Linked DNA regions of Homo sapiens: all the other regions are linked to region 2. A link is a contact called in ENCODE Hi-C or POLR2A ChIA-PET data. All regions are on one chromosome and are shown on one strand. Each heading gives the region's core, a stretch centred on a gene start or an enhancer-like site at or near the end of the contact. The rest is flanking DNA. Distances are from core to core; before and after follow the strand shown.

What was found. A loop is a pair of places that touch in the nucleus more often than their neighbours do. ChIA-PET counts read pairs that join two places held with the same protein, here RNA polymerase II (POLR2A). Pooled maps may share reads with other maps.
Region 1: a loop to region 2 is called in a map of endothelial cell of umbilical vein, with 9 times the contacts of the local background. The contact joins the promoter of RACK1 here to the promoter of CANX in region 2. A Hi-C loop is called at or near these places in 1 of 168 maps with a recorded cell type or tissue (endothelial cell of umbilical vein), 1 of 37 single-sample maps with no recorded cell type and 9 of 50 pooled maps.
Region 3: a pooled map shows a loop between it and region 2 (9-fold over the local background). The contact joins the promoter of TRIM7-AS2 here to the promoter of CANX in region 2. A Hi-C loop is called at or near these places in 2 of 37 single-sample maps with no recorded cell type and 10 of 50 pooled maps. POLR2A ChIA-PET finds 5 or more read pairs at or near these places in 1 of 52 experiments (GM10248).
Region 4: a loop to region 2 is called in a map of ascending aorta, with 14 times the contacts of the local background. The contact joins the promoter of CLK4 here to the promoter of CANX in region 2. A Hi-C loop is called at or near these places in 3 of 168 maps with a recorded cell type or tissue (CD4-positive, alpha-beta T cell, ascending aorta and naive thymus-derived CD4-positive, alpha-beta T cell), 12 of 37 single-sample maps with no recorded cell type and 20 of 50 pooled maps.
Region 5: a loop to region 2 is called in a map of CD8-positive, alpha-beta T cell, with 6 times the contacts of the local background. The contact joins the promoter of PHYKPL here to the promoter of CANX in region 2. A Hi-C loop is called at or near these places in 2 of 168 maps with a recorded cell type or tissue (B cell and CD8-positive, alpha-beta T cell), 4 of 37 single-sample maps with no recorded cell type and 10 of 50 pooled maps.

The regions. Positions count from the first base shown.
Region 1 is chr5:181,242,632-181,245,331 of GRCh38, reverse strand. RACK1 (receptor for activated C kinase 1) reads left to right here and starts at 1,426. Exons shown (of 8, transcript NM_006098.5): 1 at 1,426-1,640. The coding sequence starts at 1,532. It overlaps SNORD95 (small nucleolar RNA, C/D box 95), which reads left to right and starts at 1,956; the gene lies at 1,956-2,018. RefSeq lists enhancers at 1,182-1,251, 1,332-1,471, 1,572-1,631.
Region 2 is chr5:179,697,630-179,700,329 of GRCh38, reverse strand. CANX (calnexin) reads right to left here and starts at 1,363. Exons shown (of 15, transcript NM_001746.4): 1 at 1,228-1,363. RefSeq lists enhancers at 109-168, 1,729-2,258 and silencers at 979-1,268, 1,309-1,718.
Region 3 is chr5:181,190,634-181,193,360 of GRCh38, reverse strand. TRIM7-AS2 (TRIM7 antisense RNA 2) reads right to left here and starts at 1,471. Exons shown (of 2, transcript NR_183285.1): 1 at 1,221-1,471. LINC01962 (long intergenic non-protein coding RNA 1962) reads left to right here and starts at 1,453. Exons shown (of 2, transcript NR_108031.1): 1 at 1,453-1,619; 2 at 2,016-2,315. It overlaps TRT-TGT6-1 (tRNA-Thr (anticodon TGT) 6-1), which reads left to right and starts at 1,603; the gene lies at 1,603-1,674. RefSeq lists silencers at 1,125-1,464, 1,645-1,724, 2,345-2,474 and an enhancer at 1,485-1,664.
Region 4 is chr5:178,625,656-178,628,355 of GRCh38, reverse strand. CLK4 (CDC like kinase 4) reads left to right here and starts at 1,306. Exons shown (of 13, transcript NM_020666.3): 1 at 1,306-1,410. RefSeq lists enhancers at 1,338-1,947, 1,680-2,360.
Region 5 is chr5:178,231,522-178,234,271 of GRCh38, reverse strand. PHYKPL (5-phosphohydroxy-L-lysine phospho-lyase) reads left to right here and starts at 1,470. Exons shown (of 13, transcript NM_153373.4): 1 at 1,470-1,780; 2 at 2,749-2,750. The coding sequence starts at 1,722. LOC112267937 (a long non-coding RNA gene) reads right to left here and starts at 234. Exons shown (of 3, transcript XR_002956238.2): 1 at 1-234. RefSeq lists silencers at 1,236-1,645, 1,726-2,045 and an enhancer at 1,308-1,846.

The DNA.
Region 1 (2,700 bases), core at 177-2,676, 1.5 Mb before region 2:
TAATGTAGATACTAATATTATTTCCAATCTCATTTCACAGATGAGAAACGAAAGTTGATAGATGTCACAAATAGAAAAGTATATACTTAGGTATAATGCCCCCTTTATTTTGCATAGATGTTGGTGGCTGCTATCATCCTGATCTGTGCCCCTGTTTAAAACTACTTGAATAGACATGGTGCCAACACTGTCTCTTATAGTCAGAGATGGGTGAGAATGGGAGCCATTACTTATTTAAATTCCTGCGGTCGAGCGGAAGGCAGAAGGACAGTTAGGTATCCGTGTTCCACCGCTTCCCTGTCTGGGCACGTCCTTCAGGGCACAGTTGGACCCCCAGACCCCTGGGCTTTTGTGTACGCTGGCTGGGCCCAGAGAGAGCTTTCCACTAGATGTCCCCAGAAGTCAGAACCTTAAGGTCCTCCTTTGGGCATTTCCGTTTCTGCGAGAGCTTCCCGTGTTCTGGCCTAGGCAGGAACGGATTGGCAGTCTAGCAACACACAGGGCAATTTTTACTTTATTATTTTATTGTATGTATGTATTTATTTATTTGAGTCGGAGTCTCGCTCTGCTGCCCAGGCTGGAGTGCAGTGGCGCGATCTCGGTTCACTGCAACCTCCGCCTCTCAGGTTCAAGGGATTCTCCTGCCTCAGCCTCCCGAGTAACTGGGATTACAGGCACCCCCCACCACGCCTGGCTAATTTTAATTTTTTTTATTTATTTATTTGGAAAGAGGTTGCATCATGTTGGCCAGGCTAGTCTTGAACTCCTGACCTTAAGTGATCCACCCGCCTCGGCCTCTCAAAGTGGTAGGATTACAGGCATGAGCCACCGCGCCCGGGAAAAAGAGACCAATTCTTAGTTCATCCAGAGTAACCCTCTCCTGCCTTAGTCCAGCCTGGACTAAGTCCTTCCGGAGTTGGTGTGCATCAGAACAAAAACCTCGTGAGGGGAGAACACCCTCCGGAAGCACAGTTTTAAAGTTTATTTTTAACATTTTAATACTCTACTTTTTAAATTGCCCATCGTTACCCACGATAGTGAAATGAAAATTAAGCTCCCCTGGGGTTGCCCCGTCAACCCTCCCCGCACCAAGTGGAACAGGCGGAGCTCGAGCTATGCCACATAGGGGCGGGGAAGCAGCCCGGCGGTCCTCATGGGAATGTGCCGTACACTTCACCTCTTTCGCTTCTCGCTCTACATCATCCCTGAGAAGCCTTTTTAAACACTTGAATGTGCTTGTTTCAGAGTGTATTTGTAAAGTGCAGTCAGATTTTGTTGTACGGAAGACGGGACTGTGATGCCTTGCAATTTCCCTCTGCCTTTTGCATTACATGGCGCCGCCATCTTGAGCAGAAATGTATCATGGGGCTCGCCATTTTGCATGGTCGAGCGGGTATTTCCGGTTCCGGCGGGGGGCTTTTCTCTCTCTCTTTCACTGCAAGGCGGCGGCAGGAGAGGTTGTGGTGCTAGTTTCTCTAAGCCATCCAGTGCCATCCTCGTCGCTGCAGCGACACACGCTCTCGCCGCCGCCATGACTGAGCAGATGACCCTTCGTGGCACCCTCAAGGGCCACAACGGCTGGGTAACCCAGATCGCTACTACCCCGCAGTTCCCGGACATGATCCTCTCCGCCTCTCGAGGTACGGACTAAGGTAGATTTCAGGACCCGAGATTGCAGGGCTGGGGGATTCCGCGTGTCGTGTAGGGAATTCCGCGTGTGGTGTGGCAGGCCGGTGGCGCGCGAGTTGGCGGGGACTGACAGACTTCTCTGCCCCATTGTGAATTGGGGCGTGCGGACCCGAGCCTAGGCCTCAACCCGGGCGAACCACATTGCAGATGAGAACCTACGTGTACATCAGCTCGCAGCTGCTAGGAGGGTTGGAGAGTTGGAAACTTTTAAAATATCTTTTGCCTTCTCCTTCGTAGTGTGGCCGGGGGCCTACGGGCCGGGCGGGGCGGTGATGACCCCAACATGCCATCTGAGTGTCGGTGCTGAAATCCAGAGGCTGTTTCTGAGCTGCCGCCCGGCCCAAGGCTCGTGGGGAGGCAGGTGGACTCCAGAGGACCTCGTGGCTCAAGTGTCGGCCTACTTTTTCTGCCCCTGGTTCTCCCCGTCCCTATCCCTGTGTTCCTGACTGCGTTTAGACGCTTCTTGTGCTTCCGCTTTGCTGCTACACTGTTAAGAATTGTCTGACTTTTGAATCATGTCTGGCTGTTAATCGTAAAATTTGTTGAGTGGGACAGGTTTCAGTAAAAGCATCCAATCCTGTAGCGCCTGAAGTGGCTTTTCCAGCATTCATTACTACATTTCTGTCGGCCCTCAGAGGTAGGCATAGGAGGCCCCAGCTACTCTACAGCCACAAACTGCTGTGCATTTGGTTGCAGAGAAGACACAAAGTGGCTGTTGAGTTCGTCTGAGTTTCAGGAAAGGGTGTCTGTATTTCTGGCACCTAAATTAAGTTCTCAGGATACAGGCTGGGCGCGGTGGCTCACGCCTATAATCCCAGCACTTTGGAAGGCAGAGGCGAGTGGATCACTTGAGATCAGGAGTTAGAGACTAGCCTGGCCAATGGTGAAACCGCATCTCTAGTTAAAAAATTAGCCAGACGTGCTGGCAGGTGCCAGCTGGCCAAGTAATCCCAGCTACTTGGGAGGCTGAGGCGGGAGAATTGCTTGAACACGGGAGGTGGAGTTTGGAGT
Region 2 (2,700 bases), core at 114-2,613:
CTACTTATTAAAAAATTAAGCAAAATCTTCCATTTCCTAAATCAGAGGTAAAAAGACTTAACTATGGTTAATCTTGTCCTCTCAATCTTTTAATATTAAGCTCAGTTTAACTTCCCTCAACCAGCAATCACTTGTGTCATGCCCAGCGGTAATACACAATGCCCGGTTTCTTCTATCACCATAACTGTGACCTCAGGTCCTGCGAAACAGGACTGAACCAGTTCACTAGGATGGCAGTGTATTGGTCCAAAGGCATTCAGATTATAATAACGTACCGCAATGATCATCGAGCAGTTACTAAATGTCGGACTTCCCTGTCTTATTGTATACATATCTTAATTTAATCCTCACAAATCCATCGGGTATTATTATATCCATTACTTGACAAGAACGGGGGCACAAAGGGTAAGAAAACTGCCGAAGTTCACAGAGCAACCAATGACCAATCAAAGACTCGAGCCAGGGCCTTAGCGTTAACCACTGCACGGTCTATCCCTGAACTATAATCCCAGCACCATCAGTACACTAATCGCATGACCTTGGGCCAGTCATTTCATACCTCCAGGCCTCCGGTGTGGAAAGAGATGCACTTAGATGAGCTTTCGGGGGCTTTCCTGCTTTTAACGCCCTGTCCCTCTCCAACTGGATTACTCGCCTCCAGAATAGGTGCTGTAACTGCTAAGTTTCTCAACCACTGCGTGTTCTCCTTCTGGTACATTCCCCTTTCTCTTCAGGGAACTAGGGTCCAGTCTCCGCTTTGGATTTTCAAATATTAAACTGTAACGCTAGTTGTAAACATTCCCTCTCGGTCTAATACCACCCTTCCCTACTACTAGGGGTACCTAGTAGGCCCGATTCCACCCTATACTTTTACCCAGTTACTCCAGCCCACCTCGCGGCTGCCCAGGCAGCCGGCAAAGAGGCCTAAGAAAGCCCTAGAAGCAAAGCCATAGGAATAAGTCAGCTTTCCCAGAGGTCAAAGAAGGCTGTCGGGCCACCTGCCACGCCTCCCGACCCCGGCGGCGCGGCCTGGGCCCGCAACCCAACCAAAGACGCCCGGATTCGGGCCTCCTCGCTCACGGCGGGCGCGTCGGCCAGGGCCTGGGCCCTCAAGAGCCAGCCCGACCCCTCAGTCGCCGGCCACGCCCGACCCCTCAGCCGCAGAGGCGCTCCCAGCCCCCCGAGGTCCTCACAGGCCCGAGGACGCGCTCAGGTCTCCCCTCTCACCTCTAGCCTCCCGGGGACCGCGGGGGTGCCCGTGCCCCTTCCCGCCCGCACACCTTGCCCCGCGCCGCAGTAAAGAGAGAGGCGGAGGCGGCCCGACCGTCACGTGCCGCAGAACCAAGAGGCCTCGGCCACCGCTGCCGCGCGAGCGAGCCCCACCGCACGAAGCCCGGCCCTGTGCCCGCCCCTGGCCCCTGAGTAGCCACAGCCGGCGCCAAGTCCCGCCCTCCCGCGCAAGCCCCGACATCCGGTTGGCCGGCGTGGGCATCGCTCTACGCACCGTCCCATACGCCCCCTACGGCTATTCTTCGTGGAGTGTGAAGATTGGCCGGGAGTGAGGCAGGAAGTGGCTGTTGGTTGGGCGGGAGGTGAGGGGCGGGCCACGCTGGATCGAGACCGCCGGGCGCGCGCGTCTCGGGGCGGGGCTGGTTTAACAGGCGTTCCCGCGTCGGTTGCTGTGGTGCCTTCGGGGCGTTCCAACCCAACCCCCAGTAGCCCTCACCCGTCTGGTTCCTGGAGCCGAGACTTGGGACGCATCGCGCGCCCTTCGCTGACGGGGCAAACGGCAGCCGGCAAAAGGGGTAGGAGTCCGACGATCGGCCATCAGGAAGGGCCCGTTGCAGCGAACGCGGGCCCCTACGGGCGTGAGCAGAACCCAGCGCGAGCGCCTGGCCGGATTGGCGTGCACTGCTCCGCGCTGTGTGAGCCGGCGCCGCAGTTCCTGCAGAGTCATGGCTCGGCCCAGGAGCCTGCGCAGCCTCGTCGCCCAGCATAACACACAGTCCAGAATAATATAATCCGAGGTTATTTGAACTTTCAATTTATGTTTCCTGAAGTGAGATTAGGTGTCAGGGCAGAGAGATACAGGGATGACAGGACGAGAGAAAGGATGGTGCCATGGAAAGATTTAAGATACGCCACCATTTTAGTAACCCACTCTTAGTACATCTTCAGTTTTCAGTATGCTGAGAACCTCACAAAATGGAAGTGGCCCAGGGTTTTTCTAGACCTTTAGAGATCCTGATCTCTTGTTCTCTATTTGTTTGGACACCCAAAGGCTTGACTACTAGGGTGGAAAACACTAGAATCAGCGAATGTATCACTGATCTGAAAAGCCCTCTTGCCACCGGGAAGGGGAAGAAAGGCAGGGTTTGGTGTTTGCATGAGTTAGTATCATCCAACCCTCAACCCCCAAATTTTTTTTATTTTTATTTTTTTGAGACGAAGTCTTGCTCTGTCGCTCAGGCTGGAGTCTAGTGGTGCGATCTTAGCTCACTACAACCTCCGCCTCCCGGGTTCAAGCGATTCTCCCTCAGCCTCCCGAGTAGCTGGGATTACAGGCGCCCGCCACCACGCCCGGCTAATTTTTGTATTTTAGTAGAGACAGGTTTCACCATGTTGGCCAGGCTGACCTCAGGTGATCGACCTGCCTCTGCCTCCCACAGTGCTGGGATTACAGGCGTGAGCCACGGCGCC
Region 3 (2,727 bases), core at 222-2,721, 1.5 Mb before region 2:
GGTCATTTCAAAGTCCTGCCTACAGAAGCATTCCAGAGAGTGAATCCTATGTCCTGCTCATACATGGAGAGCAGCTCTAAAACCGGGTAGCCAATTCAGGCATTTGAATACCACTGATTTCCACAAGGAAAACCGATCTCTAACATTAATTTCCTAACTGAATCACCTATTGTTACCGTTAAGCCTTAATGTTATCTGGCTTGTATGGCTTTTTGATTAAGTATCATAATTCCCTTTGTACCATCCAACAAATGTGCTGGGCATCACAACACACATTACAGGTCCCAGAAAGTACCATGTCTGGTGAAGGTGTCACATGAGGGTCAGGTCTGGGGACTGGGAGTAGCTGTCCGCATGTTTATTTTCCGTTTTTGTGTCCATGAGTGCAATCGTGTGTCTATCAGAGTGTGTGTGTTTGCAGAGTGACTACATATATAGCTATGTATCTTAAGAAATGTAACAACAGTTACTGTAACAATTGCATAGAGAAGGGAACAGATGTTCTTTCTTGCTAACCAGGGCAGTACAGTAACTTGGATGTCAGGATGCTGGTGTCCTCGAGGGCATGTGTGTGCATTTCCCTCTCCTAGACTCTGGGCATCATAAACTCTAGGGACCTCTGGGTCTGTGAGAACAACTGGCCTAACTTGGGCCCTTCTTATTCAACCCATCAGTCCTAGCTGCTGACCCATAAGCGCAGGCCTCTGCCGCCAGACCCTCACAGGGACCCTCAGCATCCAGAATGGGGGGCACCTAGAGGCCCACCTCTGGCCTGGCCGCCCAGTGACCCAAGTCACCCGGCATTGCAGGGAGCACAGGGCAGGCTAGGCCACCAGACCAAGGTCCACCTCCTACACCCACCACTTTCTGTCCTTTGCCAGGCTGAGCCCTCATCCTTTTCCCCTCTCCTCCGGCCCGTGGGCCCTTTAAGGGCCCTGACAGAACATGTCAGGGTGTACCCTAAAAGCTGCCTTTTCCTACTTCATCCAAATGTGAGACGGGGCTGGCACCCACCCGCAACCTCGCCTGGACCCTTCCCACCCCAGCGCCTCCAAACACCTGGCCCTCCTGATTCCCCGCCTCCCCCGCCACACTCCCGCTGGGCCTCCACCTCCTGATGACCCCACTGTTCCCCCACCGCCCAGCTCGCCCCAGGTCCCGCCCTAACCTCTCGGATCTGGACTCCCTGCAGGACGGGCGCACTGACACCCTTCCCTGACCTTTCCATAGCCTTGACCTGGATCCCCGCTTCCTCACGCACAGCAAGACGCAAAACGTGCTCCCCAATCCTGCGCACGCCCTTCCCTGGCCCCCGCCCCGCCCAAGGCCCGGGGCGGTCCTCACAGCTCGGAGCTCGGCGGTGCCGCCCCGCCCCGACAGCTCCCGCCCGCGCGCGCGCCCAACGACGGCACTGTCTTCGCGGAGCCCTCTGCCGGGACTAACGGCCGTTCCGTGCCACGGACGCACGGGCAAGATGGCTGCGGCCGTGGGAGGAGCTTGGGTCCAGCAGCCACAGAACTCGGCCGAGGGTTCAGCGGACTGCGGCTGCGCGGCGCCGGCGACAGCGTCAACTGCTTTTGTGTCAAAAGGAAACCAACAGCCGGCTCCATAGCTCAGGGGTTAGAGCACTGGTCTTGTAAACCAGGGTCGCGAGTTCAAATCTCGCTGGGGCCTGCTTCCGTCTTTTCCTATTCTTTCCTTAAAGATAGAAAAGTGGAAGATAGGCAAGCCTACTTCCGCCTTCCTGGGAGGCCAGAGCCTGGCGGAGTCACTTTCTTTTTGCCTCTAAGATACCCACCGCGCAAGGCTACTTTCCTACCACTTCCTTATCTCTTGAAGAGTCAGACCCACTGCGGGCTTCCTTTTCCATCACGGGTTCCCTGGGCCCCGCGCGCCCTCTCCCCACGACCCCGCTCACTTCCTTCTGCGCGCTCCCCGGGAGCGTCTTTCCGCTTCTCTCCGGTCTTCCCACTCCAGCTAGGGACTCGCCCTCGTGTCTCCTTCCCTCTCTCCAGGGGGAGACGATGGCACTACCGCGCCCCTTCCCGCCATGCGTTTGTTTGCGGCGTTCCCCGACGCGCGCGCTGAGGCTCTGGTCTGCGGCTCTGCGCTTGGCGGCTGCGCGCCCTCGGCCTTCGGGTCCCCGCCGCCTCCGTGCTGCAAGGTCTGATTTCTTCCTGTGGAGTTAACACGGAAAAGCGCAGACGGCCACATTCATGACCCGGGAGTAACGGCTCTACCTGTCACATTCGCTTTCAGCCTAAAACAAAATTTTAGTTTATTTTAGACAAAATATATAACTAAGGTATGCTGGCCTTCTGACTGATTTATTCTTGCTGTTAACGGAAGTGTAGAAAGTGAGCCCAAGTCCTCAGTGAACAGTGGGGGCGCTGCCCAGGTGCAGGACTGGCCCCCTGGGGGTCTCGGGACGGCTCCCGCCTCCGTCTTCCCCGCACCGCGCACTTTGGAGGCCTGGGCACAGGTGGAGGCGGCGCTGGGTCCCGCCGTACACTCCCCTGTCGCAGGCGCCCTCTCTCCAGCCGGAGGGAACCTCAAAAAAGCTCTGAGCGAGTCCCCGTCCCAGGTGGGGCCGCGGCTTATACCGGGACCACTCCAGGGTAGCTCAAGGTTCGAAAACGGAATCCCTGTCCGGTGAACCAGAGAAGAGAAAATCGCTCGGGGCCACCTGGGTAGAGACCGGAGGGGTGACTGCCTTGACTGGGAGGC
Region 4 (2,700 bases), core at 57-2,556, 1.1 Mb after region 2:
TGTAGCATAAAGAGTTTACCCTTCCAGTTTTCCAAGTTTCTTTTCAACTTCGCTTCTTGGAGTGCAATCTCCATGAAAATTCAACTTACTTTTTGAAATGCTGTACAATCTCCGAGATTTATCTAAATTTACCCTACTTACCCAAACCAGATGGCACAAGTTTCTATCATGTTAGATCACTAAAGGTATTTCCGTTCCCTCCTTTCACCTAACAGGATAACAGGTCTCCCACATGCTACTGGGCTAATACCCGCAAGAGTTCAACCCTACCCTCCCAAATTTGATTTCTAGCTTTCCCTTTTATCCAGCGAATCCCCGTCAGAATACAGAAGCCAACCCCCACCCCGCCCGCCGTCCCCCCCCACGATCTTCAGTCTCACCTAAACCCTTTCCCTCACTTACGCCCTTCCTTGCTTTGACACCCTATTCTTGGTTCTCCTCCTCTGCTGATCATTCCTTCTCAGGCCCCTTTCCCTCTGGCCCTTGAGTGTTCCCCACAGGGCTCCGACTTTGACCCTAATATTTCTCATGTTACATACTTACACGGGGGAACTGCCTGAGGGTCCTCAGAACTGCAGAATACCTTATTTGAGGTAAGCAAGCCCCATAACGGACTATCACTAGCTCAGAGACATTTTTCAGCCTTGAATAAAATCAGCCCGCAGGGACAAAAAAAAATGGGGAAAACTTCGTTAGGGAAACTTCCAGCGACCTTAACTGCTCAGGAGGTAGGGATCCTAACAGGAAAACCTTGTCAGGAGTCTCCATTGAAACCTCCGGGTTTTTGTTTTGTTCTGAATAGGAGCACGTGCCTTGAAAAGATTAGCACCCCTTGAGCTTGTTTTCTGAGACAGCCTCTTTGTCCGAATCCACCTTAGACTGGAAGCGCCAAGTGGGCAGGACAAGCACCCAGTCCAGGGAACAGCCCAGGGACCAGCCAAGGCCCGCCCTAGGCGGTTTTGGGGCCGTTGTCGGGTGCCGGCTGCGGGAGTTGAGGTCCCGGGGGAGGGGGCAGACACGCGGTACACACTGAGGGCGGGACACGGGCGTTCCTTCCCGGTTCCACCCGAGCCCGTAGAGAACGTAAACACCCTCCCGGCCTAGAGGCCCCGGGACCGGGTGGGCGGGGGGGGGGGGGTGGAAATGCTTGGGCCGCGCAGCCGCAGTGTGGAGGCTCGAGCCCCGCTCTTACGTCACGTGGAGCCCCGCCCTTAGGTGGAGCGGCGGGAGCGCGCAAGGTTCTGTCACGCAGGCGCGTTCGCGCGGCGTAGGTGGTGCTAGAGGCGACTCGGGGGATTCTAGGGCGACGGCGCTGCCGCCATTTTGTGGGGTGTTTGTCGCAGCGGCCGAGGAGGGAAGACGGCAGTTTGGCGACATTTCTCGGCCGAAGGGCCATTTGCTTTTGCGGAGGTAGGGTTGCAGATGGTGTGTGCTGGGACAGGCGGCTGTCGGTCTTTAGGTCTCCGAGCCAGGTGTCGGAGAAACGACCGCGTTAGGGGCCTGGGCTTCTGGAGCTGAGTTGGGAGTTCTGCGAGGCGCTGCTCGGCTGGTGCACGCCGGCAGCACCGAAAGTTGCTCGGGCGTCGCGGTTCTGCCGCTGACCCTTCTCTGAGGGCCCTGGCCGCTCGCGTCGCGGCTCCGGAGGCCGTGGGCTCGCGGTCCCCTGCTGCCTGGCGAGCGCGGCTGTTGGTTAACCCTGTCGGGACCTCTTCCAGCCGGCGGGCGCTAGGACCTGTCGGGAGACCCTTCGAGAGCCGTCTCTGGCATTCGTGTTGTCGGAGATCAAGTCTTCCCCTGGATTCCTGGCCTGGGCCGTTTGTAGCGTTTCGGGGGTTTTCCAGAGTCAAGCATTTGCCCCTGTCTTGAGTGCGCCAAAGGCACTGGCCGGGTGCCCAGGAGCCGGGAGGTGGGGACCGGGCGTCCGTGCAAATCCAGGTGGTTGAGGGCAGTAGCTGCTTGTGAGAGGTGGAAATTTGCGGAGGCTAGTCCTCTGTGCTATGCTGAACACAACATTGTTGCAGCGAACCTGCGTTTCTGGTGGTTTTGCATCTTATTATCCCTGGTTGCCTAAATAGTCCAGATAGGCTTATCCGATCCTTAGGAAACCGCCCCGCAAACTGAACTCGCCAGCCACTTTGTCTTGCCTCATAGCTGTCCTGTGCGATTGTGCTTTTTACACACCCCTACAGGCTTGTAACCCATTAAATGCAGTCCTCTTGGAGCCATCCAATCCTAAACTTATAACCTGTTTCGATGTTTTTAAGCCATGTACGTAGCGTAAAGTTGTCAAGAACTACAGGATCTTAAGGGCAGTGGCGATGGATCTACATATGAGATCCATTGTGTCATTATTTTTTGAAAGATACCTACTCTAGCATGTGGGATGCTTTATTAGAGGCAGTGTCATGATTCTAGATAGCTTTTCTTTTTTATGTATGCGAAGGAACCTTACCACGTAGAACGTGGGTCGGGTGATCTTTGTGCCTCCAGATAAAATATTTTTGAACATTGCAGGGTGAGTGGGGGAGGTCAGAGGCTGGGACTAACAGCTGAATTACATTTGAAGTAGTGAACTTGAGAAGAATTTTGGACTCTCACAACGGAGCTCGTTCTTATTTTAATGTTTGCATATTAACTGATAATTTGAGAGTTCTGTTTTGCTGGAGGTTAGCTGGTTGTAAGCAGACTTACAGTAGAAGA
Region 5 (2,750 bases), core at 221-2,720, 1.5 Mb after region 2:
TGAAAGGCGGGGCCCAAATAGGACTCACACACACACAAATACACACACACACACACGGTCTGTGAGGTCTTGATCCTCAGAAACGAAGTACAGGCTGGGTATGGTGGCGTGCACCTGTAGTAGCAGGTACTTGAGAGGCTGAGATGGGAGGATCACATGATCCCAGGGAGGTAGAGACTGCAATGCTGCACTCCAGCCTGAACAACAGAATAAGACCCTTTCTTTAAAAAAAAAAAAAAATACAGGCCACAAGCAGTTAACCTCGCAGTTAATTTGGGAAGAATTTTTTCCAAAAATCATGTAAAATATTCAATTCAGCTTTACAGTTAAAAATAAGAAATTCCATTCTTTTAGGGAAGATGAAAAAGTCCTGTTGCATGGATGGTGGTGATGGCTGCACGACGATGTGAATGTACTTTTGCCACTGAATTGTATCCTTAAAAATGGTTAAAATGGTAAAATTTTGTTATGTATATTTTACACAATAAAGAAAAAAGAAACTCCAAATGTTCTTTAATAAATGCCTTAAGCGGCCGGGTGCGGTGGCTCACCCGGCCTGTAATCCCAGCACTCTGGGAGGCCGAGGCAGGCAGATCATCTGAGGTCAAGAGTTCAATAAATGCCTTATGCATCTTACAACTGTATTGGGAAGAGAAGAAGAAATCAGCAATGAGGGAGTGAAGCAGAGGCCTGGGAATCATGATGTGGACAGAAAGAAGGGACAATCAGGAGCCTCCCCTGCACCTGCTGCAGTCCCAGGCCCGTGTTCCAGGGTTCTTCAAGGCAGAAAGCCCCAGTGCCTCACCCCAGGAGGGGGCTTTTCTCTCATATCCCAGCCCCTTGGGAGGCTTTTTCTTCTCACTCCCTGGGCTGGGAGTCAAGAAGACCTCAGTAGGAGTCCAGCCTCTGCAGCCTTGCTGCGTGTCTGACAACAAAACCCTTTCCCTTTCTGGGCTTCAGGGTCACCGACATGTACCACAAGGAGGATTCCCAACCTCTCTTCTTGCCCAAACGCTGCATGATTCTCTCAGCGACGATACAGCTCGTCCGGTTCACCCTGCCTAGATTCTAGCAGGAACTATGGTGCCCTGAAGGTCAAGCCCATGGTGATCTCCTTGGTCAGCCCCAGAAGGGACCCTGGGCTCTCCTTCTGCTCTTCCTGCTGCCCCTTCATGGGGCTGGGAAAACCTAGGACCTGCTTCTCCCACCCTGAGGCCCCTACTGTGTACCAGGCCCGGGTAAGGTACCAGTCACATACTCGCACTTAGGCCTCACAGTTCATCCCATTTTATGCACAAGGCGACTCAAAGACTGAGTCTGGCCCAGAGAAGGCCTGCAGGAGCTCCGAGCCCCGCCTGGGCGCCGGGAGCAGGGGCGGGGTCGTCCGGGACCCTTTCCCGGAAGGGAGGCCGCAGGGGCCTGCGGGGCGGGGCCTGCGGGGCGAGGCCCGGGGCGCGTCCCGGAACCAGAGACGGGGCAGCGCTCGAGTTCCTGCGCGGGACTGCCAAGGCACGACCACGGGCCGGAAGGCTGCCAGGCCCAGTGGGCAAGCGAAGAAATGAACCACCGCAACGCGGGCGCTTCGGGGCGGGGCCGAGTGCGAACCTGAGCCCCAAATCCCGACCCAGGCAGGGGCGGGGCCCGGAGCGGGGCCTTGGAGGCCCAGCCCGCGCGGCGACGTCTCCGCGTGGCGTCACGGCACCGACTGACGGCCACCCACCATGGCCGCAGACCAGCGCCCGAAGGCCGACACGCTGGCCCTGAGGCAACGGCTCATCAGGTACCCGGGCGGGGGGCGGGCGGCGGGGGGCGCGGGGCTGCGCGGAGAGGCACGCGCACGCACGACGCACGCACGCACGCACTACGCACGCGCCTCCGGCTAGGAAGCCGCTGCTACCCATCCCGTCCGGCCGCTGCCCCGGCCCCGCTGGAGCTTCTAGGGCCCGAGGCGGGCGGCGCCGTTGGGCAGTCCCGGCGGGTGGTCTCCGGGGCCGCCTCCCCGACAGCGCCGTCTCCAGGCCGCCCAGTTCAGGAGACGGCCCCGCCCTCACCGCTGTTCGGCTGTGTCAGCCTCGCTTGGCAGCCTTTACTCCGGAGAAGACCTTCACCCTGGCGCCTGAGAGGACCTCACCCAGGGTGGCCCGTCAGCAGCACCTGGGCCTGGCTCGAGAGTGACCTGGGAGGGGGCTGAAAGGGCAGACAAGGGAGAGTCGGGGGAGTCGGTTCACAGGCAGCACACTTGACCTGTGAGGGGGCCCTCGGTGGGACGGTGGGTGAGGTCGCCTCCCACTGGAGCTTAGGGCTGGCACCCAGCGAGGGGCAGCAGGGCCACGTGGCTGGCAAGGAGCTGTTTAGGGCTGAGAGCCAGGCACCTAATGTTGGTGCCCTGGCCCATCCCATCGAAGACACGCGGCCTTATGGAGTCCCCATGGGACGGGGCAGCCACCTTTTCTCAGGATCCGGGAGACTGACGCGGACACATGCAGAAATGAGCAAGGAGGCCACAGAGGCTGAAAATGCTTTCAGAAACAATCCGAAGTTTCAGCGACTTGTTACCCCATCTGCTTCCTGCTTTGCAACCACCTGTGGAGTGGAGAGACAAGGCAGGGAAGCAGCACCTTGCCCTTCCAGCTCTCATTTCCCCCCCGCCACCAGAAACTGGGAAGGGGTGGGCGGGGGTCTGCGATGAGTAGACTTCACCCTTTCGGTCTTCAGACATGGCTGTCCACTCCTTGCCTGTCCCCACAGCT